Regions from separate parts of the Homo sapiens genome. Here region 1 is linked to region 2. The links are chromatin loops, found by intact Hi-C in ENCODE. Cell type or tissue: PC-9. All regions are shown on one strand.

Region 1 (5,000 bases), 56 kb after region 2:
ATACATGTTTTCAGAGCCATACCCAAATGCATTAAATACCACTGTAGTAAATTAATGCAAACTTTTTGGGAGGGTAATTCAGCAAAATATACCAAAGTAGAAAATACACATAGTTTAATCCAGAAATTATACTACATTAGGACATTTCCTAACAGACATAATTGCAAAAAAAAAAAAACTGCAAAAGGATGTTTATATAAATTGTAGTACATGTATACAATGGAATATGATACAGTTATTATAAAGAATGAGAGTGATGTAGATGTGTGGATAGAGAAAGCCATTCAAGATAAATGTTAAGTGACAAAAGTGCAAACAGAGGGCAAGGTCTGATTGCTCTGCATGAAGCTTCAGAAAGGATCATATATAAGCTGGTTCCTAAAATAATTTGAGAGACGATACATAAGAGCCATTAACAGAGAGGTGGGTGGTAGCAGTCAGAAGAAGACTCTATTTTGTGCTTCTTTACAATCTACATTTTTCTATTGTGAGCATTGTATTAGTCTGTTTTCACACTGCTGATAAAGACATATCCAAGACTGGGTAATTTATAAAGAAATAGAAGTTTAATGGACTCACAGTTCCACATGGCTGGGGAGGTCTCACAATCATGACGGAAGTTGAGGGAAGAACAAAGGCACATCTTACATGATGGCAGTCAAGAGAGAATGAGAGCCAAGCAAAAGGGGAAAACCCTTATAAAATCAGCAGATCTCGTGAGACTTACTCACTACCACAAAGAGTATGGGGGAAACTGCCCTCATGATTCAATTATCTCCAAGCGGGTCCCTCCCACAACACATGGGATTTATGGGAGCTATAATTCAAGATGATATTTGGGTGGGCACACAGCCAAACCATATCAGGCATGTATTATTTTATTTTATAAAAGTAAATCAGAGTCAGTTAAAAATAATGAATAATAATAATAACAGTGGGATCAATAATAACATCCACAAGCTTGTCTGTGTGCCTCACACAATTCCAAGGATTTCACACAGATTAATTTATTCTCACATCTCTAGGAGATAGGAGCTACTATTACACCCATTTGGCAGATGACGACATTTAGACGAGTGAAGGTTAAGCCAGTTGTTTTATGTCCCACAGCTGGCAAAGGGGGAGCTCAGATTAAATTGAAGTCTGTTTGACCTAAGCCAGTGCTCTTCACTGTTGCTGCTATTTGCGTTTTCTTGCAGATATTTTTTTGTGCTCAAATAGGAATCCTAATGAAGACTATAACATATGTTTTAATACAGGTAAAAACTTTCTCAAATGTCAAAACTAAAAATATCTTCTTCCCAAATCTGTCACAAATCTAAAGAATTATATCACAAAGGCCACATATTTTTGATGCTTCATATGTTCAAAAATGTGAAAATATTTTTAAATTTTTAATGAGAAGCATTACTCAAAATGTCAACGTGGGGAAACACTTATAAGGCGGACAATTAAAGAAATAAAGAGGAGGGGAAATATAGACAGGGAGAAGAATAAAAAAGGAAGGAAAAGGAAATTTACTCAATTGTGCTAACACTGGTGATTTACAGCTTTAAGGGAAGCTTTCTTCAAGTAGTCTAGGCTATCATTTCTGACAGTTGTAATTTTTTTCATTATATGCACTAAAGAAATACTCTATTTCCATTGCAGATAAGATGAGGTTGGGGTATTTTTTCAATGAGAAGATGATGCCACTAAGTCATATCTAGAGTATTTTATTGCAATTGCTTCCACACATTAGAATCACTATTTTTTAAGAAAAAAATAATAACAAAAGTAAACCAGCAACTCATTACCACTCCAGTTTTGCAAATAGTCTGGAAACTATTTGGCCAAACCTTTTCTGGGTGAAAAATTTTATTAGCCCTGTCTACTCTATTCAATGTTTCGTGAAGGTGATTCTGATGTGAACCAGTGATTTAGAAACCATCTTCCTTTCATGCATCCTTTCTCTCTGATTTCTTTCACCCTAGCTGAATCACTTCAGGTTAATTTGCTTGCATTATTGCTTGCCAAATGATCCCAGTGAAGTATTAAGGGTGGTTATCAGGTCTACAGTATCCTCCGGTTAAGTTAATGAGTCCACACCTGGTTAAGTTAATGGGTTCTGATTTAGCAACTGTTGACCAGTCTCAAGTCCATTGCTAACTACTAGATGGTCTGTGAGAGAGTATAAACAGAGGCCAAAATGCCATCTAATAACTAAACACTTAAAAATTAAAAAATACTACTTATGTTAAAATTAGGATTTTCTCACGATTTGTATTCTATTAACATTAATGTCAAATTAGGTCAGTGTAGTTCTTAGACTTTTTAATTAATTTACATTTGGTGAAGCCGCTTAGCTGAGGAATAGTAAATGAAATTGTTAATAAAAGTCACAATATATGGCCAGGTGCAGTGGCTCATGCCTGTAATCCCAGCACTTTGGGAGGGTGAGGCTGGAGGATTGCCTGAGTCCAGGAGTTCAAGATCACCTTGGGCAATATAGTAAGACCTGTCGCTACAAAAAATAAACGAAATTAGCTGGGCATAGTGGCATGTGCCTGTAGTCCCGGCTAGTCGGTAGGCTGAGGTGGGAGGATCACTTGAGCCTTGGGGGGTTGAGGCTGCAGTGAGCTGTGATCGTGCCACTGCAATCCAGCATGGGCAGAGTGAGACCCTGTCTCAAAAAAAAAAAAGAAAAAGCCACTGTAAGTATATTTGGGAGTGAAACAATAATTGTACAAAGTTTAAACATAGTTATAACGTATTTTTTATTTTATTTTCAGCATATGTCTGTCACTTATGTTGCGATTTTGGCCATCTCTTACAGTAATATCTTCATTAAATCTTTATTTATATAAAATTGCAGGGATTTCATTTGACTTAAGTTGTGGACTTGATAAAAATAATTTTTTTCATTTTCATTATTTTGGTCAGTAATTAAATCTTTATGTATTACAATAAAGAATATGTAATATCTTGTTTACAATTTTGTGGGGTTTTTTTGAGACAGGGTCTAACTCTGTCATCCAGGCGGGAGTGCAGTGGCATAATCACTGCAGCCTTGACCTCCTGAGCCCAAGCGATCCTCCCGTCTCAGCCTCCCAAGTAGCTAGGACCACAGGCTTGCATCGTCATGCCCAGCTAATTTTTAAAAATTTTTTTCTAGAGGCAAGGTCTCACTTTGTTGCCCAGGCTGGTCTGGAACTCCTGGGCTCAAGAGATCCTCCTGCCTCAGCCTCCCAAAGTGCTGGGATTACAAGTGTAACTCACCACGCTCAGGCCCTGTTTACAAAAGTGTGACTCACCATGCCCAGGCCGGTTTGCAATTTTTATATGGGTCATGCTCAGTATAAATCTTATTTTTGTTGTTTCCAGTTTTTAATAACTTAAGCAGACTGCCCCATTGAACATTTATTTCCTTATGCTTTTTAGTTTTCCCCTGAGCTCTACTTTTATATTTTCTATTTCTCAATTTAAACTCATTCTTACTAAAGGATTAAGAAATAAAATGCAATTATATTTAAAGTGAGCTTAACTTCATTGAATATGAAATGACTGTATTTTCATGAAATATGTAAATTAAAATTTTGTTTATATATTTTCAAAAAAGTTATATTCTAAAATATTCAAAATGACATATAAATGTTAAAAGGCAAACTAAATTATAATTATTAATATAAATTTTAATATAACATTATTTAAAGGAACCTATTTGGGGGAAAATAAAATCTCACTAAATACTTTCATAACAATAAAATCATTTGCCATAACAGCAGCTGTGGAGCCTCTGATGTTAGTATTTTTAGGACATTTCTTCTGAGCTGAAAAGGTTCTTTAAAGGAGATCATTCCACATTCTTGCCTTATGAACAAAAGCTTGGCTTTTAGCTGTCCAGGAGTGGAGAATTAAGTTGCCAGGTCTCAGTACCGGTCTGTTGACAACATCTATCTTACTCCTTCTTCTTGGCCATGCTTGGGTGTCCTCTAGTCCAGAAACCTCCTTTCCAGAGAATAAGCCTTCAGCCTTTCCCCAGGATGAGTGAAACACAGTGGCCCAGCTACATGGAACAGAGACTGACTGCTTCTTAAACAGACATTAGACCAATGCTCCTGACTCTGTTGCTTTCCTTGGACCCTGTCATGTCTACATTTAGAAGCAGCTGGTGGCAGCAGCTGCTGAGCTTTGGGGGATTCTAATGTATAAATCAGGTTGGTTCTCTGCTTTTCCACTGTTGGTTTGGTTTTCTTGGGCCTGTTAAATCCTTTACCACTTGGCCATCTGCTCTCCAGCTTCCAAAATCTTATTGATGGGATCACTTTTCCTCTTCTCCTTGTCATTTAGGATTTCTGCTTTCTTAAAAAATACCTTTACTGCTATTTTAGAAAGGACTGGGGGAGCAGTTAGAGGTGTACACGTTCCATCTGCCATATTTGAACAAAAGTGTCCTATTCTGCTTATTTTATCCACTGTGTTAGGTTAGGAATGTAAATCTAATCATGTTACTCACCTGCTTAAAATTCTTTAAATTCTTTAAAGATTCCCTTGTTTTTCAAGATAAATTAAATTCTTAACAAGACCCCAGAGGCTCCCAGTTCAGTATCAAGCTTACCTTTCCACCTGTTTACCACCCCCCCGCCAACCCATTATCCCTGTTCCAGACCACCACCTCCATCCACCCTCAGTTCACCCAGTATTCCAAACTCTTTCTTAATTCTGAGTCATCGTGAGTTTTATTTCCTCTGCCTGGAATCATCTTCCCTCACTCTTCACTAGGCTAAGTGCCCTTCATTTCAACTTACAAGATTTTCATCACCCACTAATTCAATGTCCATGTGCCTTACTGAAGTGTATGTTCCAGTAAGGTCTAGATCTTGTCTACCTTATTCACCACCATACTCCCATTCCCGGCTTCTGCCTAGATGCTCAATAAATATTTATAAAGTTAGAATTTAACCAAAGCATGTGCTCAGATCAGCTGTCACTGAAGTCATCTGCCTCACTTATGCTATTCT
Region 2 (5,000 bases):
GTGAATGTATTAAAAAATTAAAATGTTATTTGAAGTTTAATATTAACAGAAATAAGAAAAGTTTAATGGTTGAAAATACATACTAATATAGAGACTATGTATTATTCATCTTATTTTGGATTGAAATGAAAGCAATCATCTAGAAATATCTAGAGGCTATTAATGCTCAAATTAAAAGAAAAACTAATTGATTTCAATACATGGTAGGAAGAATAAACCAAACCCAAAGACACATGACTCTTAAGAAAATTATACCGCTAAAGAAGCTCCAAGATGGGCACTTTGAAGTCATTCCCATTCCATGGGTCCTTAAGCAATACAAGGCTAGCCAACACTATCTAGTAATCATTCATCATCTTTTGTCAAAATAGTTACCAAAGACCATGTGAAAAATCCCAGGCTCTTGGACCTCATGCCTGTTTTCTCCACAGGTTGTTTTGCAGAAGTTTCTTCTATGTGTCATTCTTTTCTACACTGTGTACTATGTGTCCCTGAGCATGGGCTGCGTGATGTTTGAGTAAGTAGCACATTGTCTTCAAATAGAATTAAAAAGCTAACATTGAATAGGAAAGATGTTTATATTTAACATTTCATATGTCTTTATGGATTAGAGGATGTGGATTTTTTTAAAGACATAGTTTCTTACTTTTATTTATTTTTTATTTTTGGTAGAGACAAGGTCTTGCTATGTTGCCTAGGCTGGTCTTGAATCCCTGGCCTTGAATGATCCTCCTGCCTTGGTCTCCCAAAATGCTAGGATTACAGGCATGAGCCCCTGCATCCAGCCTACTTTCATTATTTAAGTAAAAATAGGCAAATGTTCTATCTGAAAATGATAAAAGTAACAATCATGAAATGAAGTGGATAGAATCACTTAGGACTGTTTCTCTTACCTCTTCAGAGGATGCTCATGGAAAGAAAGCGAACCCATTACTCCCTGGTCTGGTATTGAATCAGAGAAGGTTTGAACAAGAAAGGAGCTTAAAGATCATCCACATCCAATTTAAATAATTTCTGTTATATTGGAAATAGCTTTTGGGAGGCAAGAGACCTACATTCTGACCCAAGTTCTTACTAACTTTCTGAATCATCTTGACCAAACGACAGTGTATCTCCTATTTCAATGCCTTCATTTGTCAAATGGAATCATCCAAAAAAGAGTTATTATGAGGACAAAATGGGATAATACGTGTATTTTAATGGTATCATTTTTATGTAAGTGTAAAACATTATTTTTCAGGTAATTTTTTGTCTTGCTATGGTTGAATTTTGTCTCTACAGATTTTGGCTGCCAATATATTGGTTGCCTTGAGATACATTATGTATATTTACAAATGATTTCTTAGAAATTGAGTGCTTACACAATTTAATTTTATTGTGCAAGCAAGGAATTCTATTTCAATATGCGAATTAATACCAATATGCAACTATCAAAAAATAATGATACCAATGTTTGCAATGGAAAGAATGTTATTCAGCATGCTTGCAGGCAAGCCCACGGAGGAAGTATCTGGCGCTCACGTGCAGCCTCAGCCTCCTCCCTGGGACTGGAGACAGTGAGGCTATGCCTGGGGAAAGGAGAAGGCAAGACTCTCTAGGATTCTCTGAGCACCGGATTTTAAGGGTTTGTAGTTAACATGAGTCAGAGGTGAGGAATTTGAAGTAATTAGACCTTAAAGCTTCAGGAGGCAGCTAACTGGTTGGCCAGCTGCACACGACTACAAACTTGGGTATAATATAAAGTCCAGCTGTATGCTTTAATAGACTCAGATTTTAGAACAGGAAGGGAACTCAGAGATTAATCTCTTCAATTTATAGGTAGGAAATTTGAGCCCAGAGAGGTTAGGTGACTTGCCCAAGTGCACGGTTATAGCACCACCAGGATTAGAACCTGTATCTTGTTGTTTTTCAAGCCTGCGCTGTCTCCATGGTATTACGTTCTCCTTCTACGTTTGATGGCAGGAACTATCAAGATTCTAGCTGAGACATCAAATAAAATTAAGTCCACTTGGTGGACAAAGTGGAACTTAATTGGACAAAGATGACAAGGTGGACAAAATGTTATTTGGCTGTCATCCAAGTCAGCCAGTTTTTAAAAACTCTTTTTAGCTCACTTCACTTTTTTCTGCTTAGCAGGTTTTTTTAATACAAATGGTATCATATAATAGGTGTCATTTTGTAACTTTTTTCAACATTACATTTCAAAAATATATCCATGATGAGATGTATTTAGCATTTAATTAATTTATTCTAACTGCTACAGTAGCTCACTTAATGTTAAAAAATATGTTATAGCACCATTTAGGTGAACCTGTTTTACATCTGAAGAACTACTGGTTTGGTCATGAAGTGAGTTTACATTTCGTAACTAGACGTTGCCTTGTCCCTTGTTACCTTTATACCGTCTCACCTAATGACTGATCTGAAATTTTGCTGTAACTGTTACCACAACTTGTAATTCTAGCAAGAAGAGTGAGATGTTTGAGTCAGAAAAAGATTCTATAGAGATTATTATCTTCATTGCTGATTCCTTCACATTCCAGCCAGTTTTGAAATGTGCCACAATGTGGGTGAATCGCATAGCTTATCCTTGTATGAAAATAGTAACGTGTGTCACTTTGATGTGCTGTTATGAACTGCCTCATTCAGAGTAAACTGTTTTCACTTATAACATCTTTAGGGTGCATGAGTTGAATGTCCTGGCTCCATTTGATTTCAAAACAAATCCCTCATGGCTCAACATAAACTATAAAGGTAATTGTTTTAATTTTAAATTCTTATCAATTAGTGAACTAAATGCCACTAACCCCATAAATTTTTTAATAAAAAAATTTTAAATATCAGGCCTGTCTCGCAGTCATCTATGTATTTTATCTGATTTCAAAAATTAATTAGGAAAAGTGCCATCAAAAATTTTAAAGTTGTTATTCCATGCAGGTGGAGTAATATGGAATAAGTGGAGAAAAAGAATGAGAATTCCTATATAAATTTTCATTTCATTGTATTGGGGGTAAATTTTTGTTGATTATTTTTAAAGAAAAGGAAGAATAATGACTTAATGTGCTGATGTAGAAAAATATTTGTGAGATATAAAATAGAAAATTAAATACAGCAAAAGAGTTCATATAATACAATTTCATTTTTGTAGCATAAAATAAAATACATGGTGTCAGTGATAAGAAGTCTGGAGAATTATGCAACAAACTGTTATCTCCCATCTGGGATGACAGAGAACTTTCATTCTCTACTTTGTACATTTCTGCTTGGTTTTATTTTTCTTCCCAAAATAGTATAGAACTTGCTGCAGAAGAAAAACAATAAGAAAGAATACACTAAGGCAAAATTTCTCTCTTTTAAATTTGGCATTTTTGTTGAATAGTTATTAATTAATATCTAGTATGTTTGTAAACCTTCACACCTATGTACCTTGAATATATGTAAAACATTCTTGTTTGGGGGAGCTTCATGGTGAGTTTGCCCCATCTTCAGAAAAGTAAAATTTGAATGTTTTCTATCATAAAACATATTAATTAATGAAAGCTTAGAAAATATCTACAAGCAGAAAGGAGAAAAATAAAATAAATCGCATACTTACATTCTGTATACAGTAATTACTCTTAATATTTTGTTAAGTTTTTCCCTATTCTTGTTTTTTAATGTACTGTCAATTCCTTAAACAATACAATTCATTAGAAAAACCACTGGAGAATATTTTTGGGGTACAAATATGCAAATATAGAAAAATTGCTGGAGGCCAATGAAACAGGATTTCTACTATAATTTGTATAGGAAACTTGGTCAGTTAGAGTTACTGAATTCAAATAAAAAGCTTTAGTACAGCCTTGTTTGGTGCCATTATTGATTCAATTTTGGATAGCAAAGCATATGTGAGAACAAGATACTTCGATTCTGAGATACAAGAGGTCTAAGACTTTATCTTAACTTTCTTTCAGGCACTTCCCTAGTTTTTGCCAACACTATCCACAAATGATTAAAAAGAAAATAGTCCCAGTAAAGAGTCAAGTATGGGCCATGTGTGTGTTTTGGGTAGAGGGAGAGATTGAACACTCAACTGTCATTATTTAATTCTAGTCTTTGGGTCAGTCAATAAAGAAAGGGCAATATCACAGGCTTATGGGAGAAGGCTGTGTTTTTTCATAGCAGAGATTAGTGATGAACTTTTACATAGCAGGGATTAGCGAAGATCTCCAAAATGGCTGGCAGAGTTTACAGTCGTCCTTTCCTCTCATGAAACACAAACATTTGTACAAAGATATCAATAAAACCTTAGCGTATTAGATCTTTAATTTTGGGTTTGGGGAGATAAATGTCATAACTCTTCAAAGTTGTTGCTGTGAGAATCTATACCTGTCTAATCTCAGAGATATTAATAAAATATAAGAGTAACCTCAGAGACTTTGGCATGTATTTATTATGGTCAGGTTTTGTGTAGGTTTCAATAATTTTGTCACCCAGGAGATCAATTTTAGTAAGGACACTGGAAAGTGTGAGTCCAGTTAAAACACTCCAATTACTAATATCTTTCCTTTGCATCGCAGAGAATAGTTTGCAAATTCCTTTCATTTTACATTAAAATCCTCCCAACAATTTTTTTGAGATAAATAATACTCCATATTCCAATTTATGGAGAAGAAAACAGACTGACCTGAAAGTTAAAATCTTGCTCAACACCTTATAACTCTTTTTTATTATTATTATATTTTAAGTTCTAGGGTACATGGGCACAATGTGCAGGTTTGTTAAATAGGTATACCTGTGCCATGTTGGTTTGCTGCACCCATCAACTCGTCATTTACATTAGATATTTCTCCTAATGCTATCCACCCCCAGCCCCCCACCCCCCGACCGGACCCAGTGTGTGATGTTCCTCGCCCTGTGTCCAAGTGTTCTTTGTTTAACTCCCACCTATGAGTGAGAACATGTGGTGTTTGGTTTTCTGTTCTTGTGATAGTTTGCTTAGAATAATGGTTTCCAGCTTC

The links. A loop is a pair of places that touch in the nucleus more often than their neighbours do. Peaks named below come from ENCODE experiments on the same cell type or tissue, not always from the same donor. Only the 100,000 strongest peaks of a DNase experiment are listed, where the experiment ranks them.
Region 1: a loop joins it to region 2, with 2.8 times the contacts of the local background. A loop is called at or near these places in 2 of 110 quality-filtered maps.

What each region holds. Positions count from the first base shown.
Region 1 is chr6:129,785,028-129,790,027 of GRCh38, reverse strand. No RefSeq gene overlaps it. Among named protein-coding and RNA genes, the nearest start is that of TMEM244, 74 kb to the left of the region's middle. In PC-9, no CTCF peak of the experiment used is centred here; no DNase peak of the experiment used is centred here.
Region 2 is chr6:129,841,284-129,846,283 of GRCh38, reverse strand. It overlaps TMEM244 (transmembrane protein 244), which reads left to right. Exons shown (of 5, transcript NM_001010876.2): 2 at 432-517; 3 at 2,681-2,754. Among named protein-coding and RNA genes, the nearest start is that of TMEM244, 18 kb to the left of the region's middle. In PC-9, no CTCF peak of the experiment used is centred here; DNase peaks (open chromatin) are centred at 1,643 and 2,433.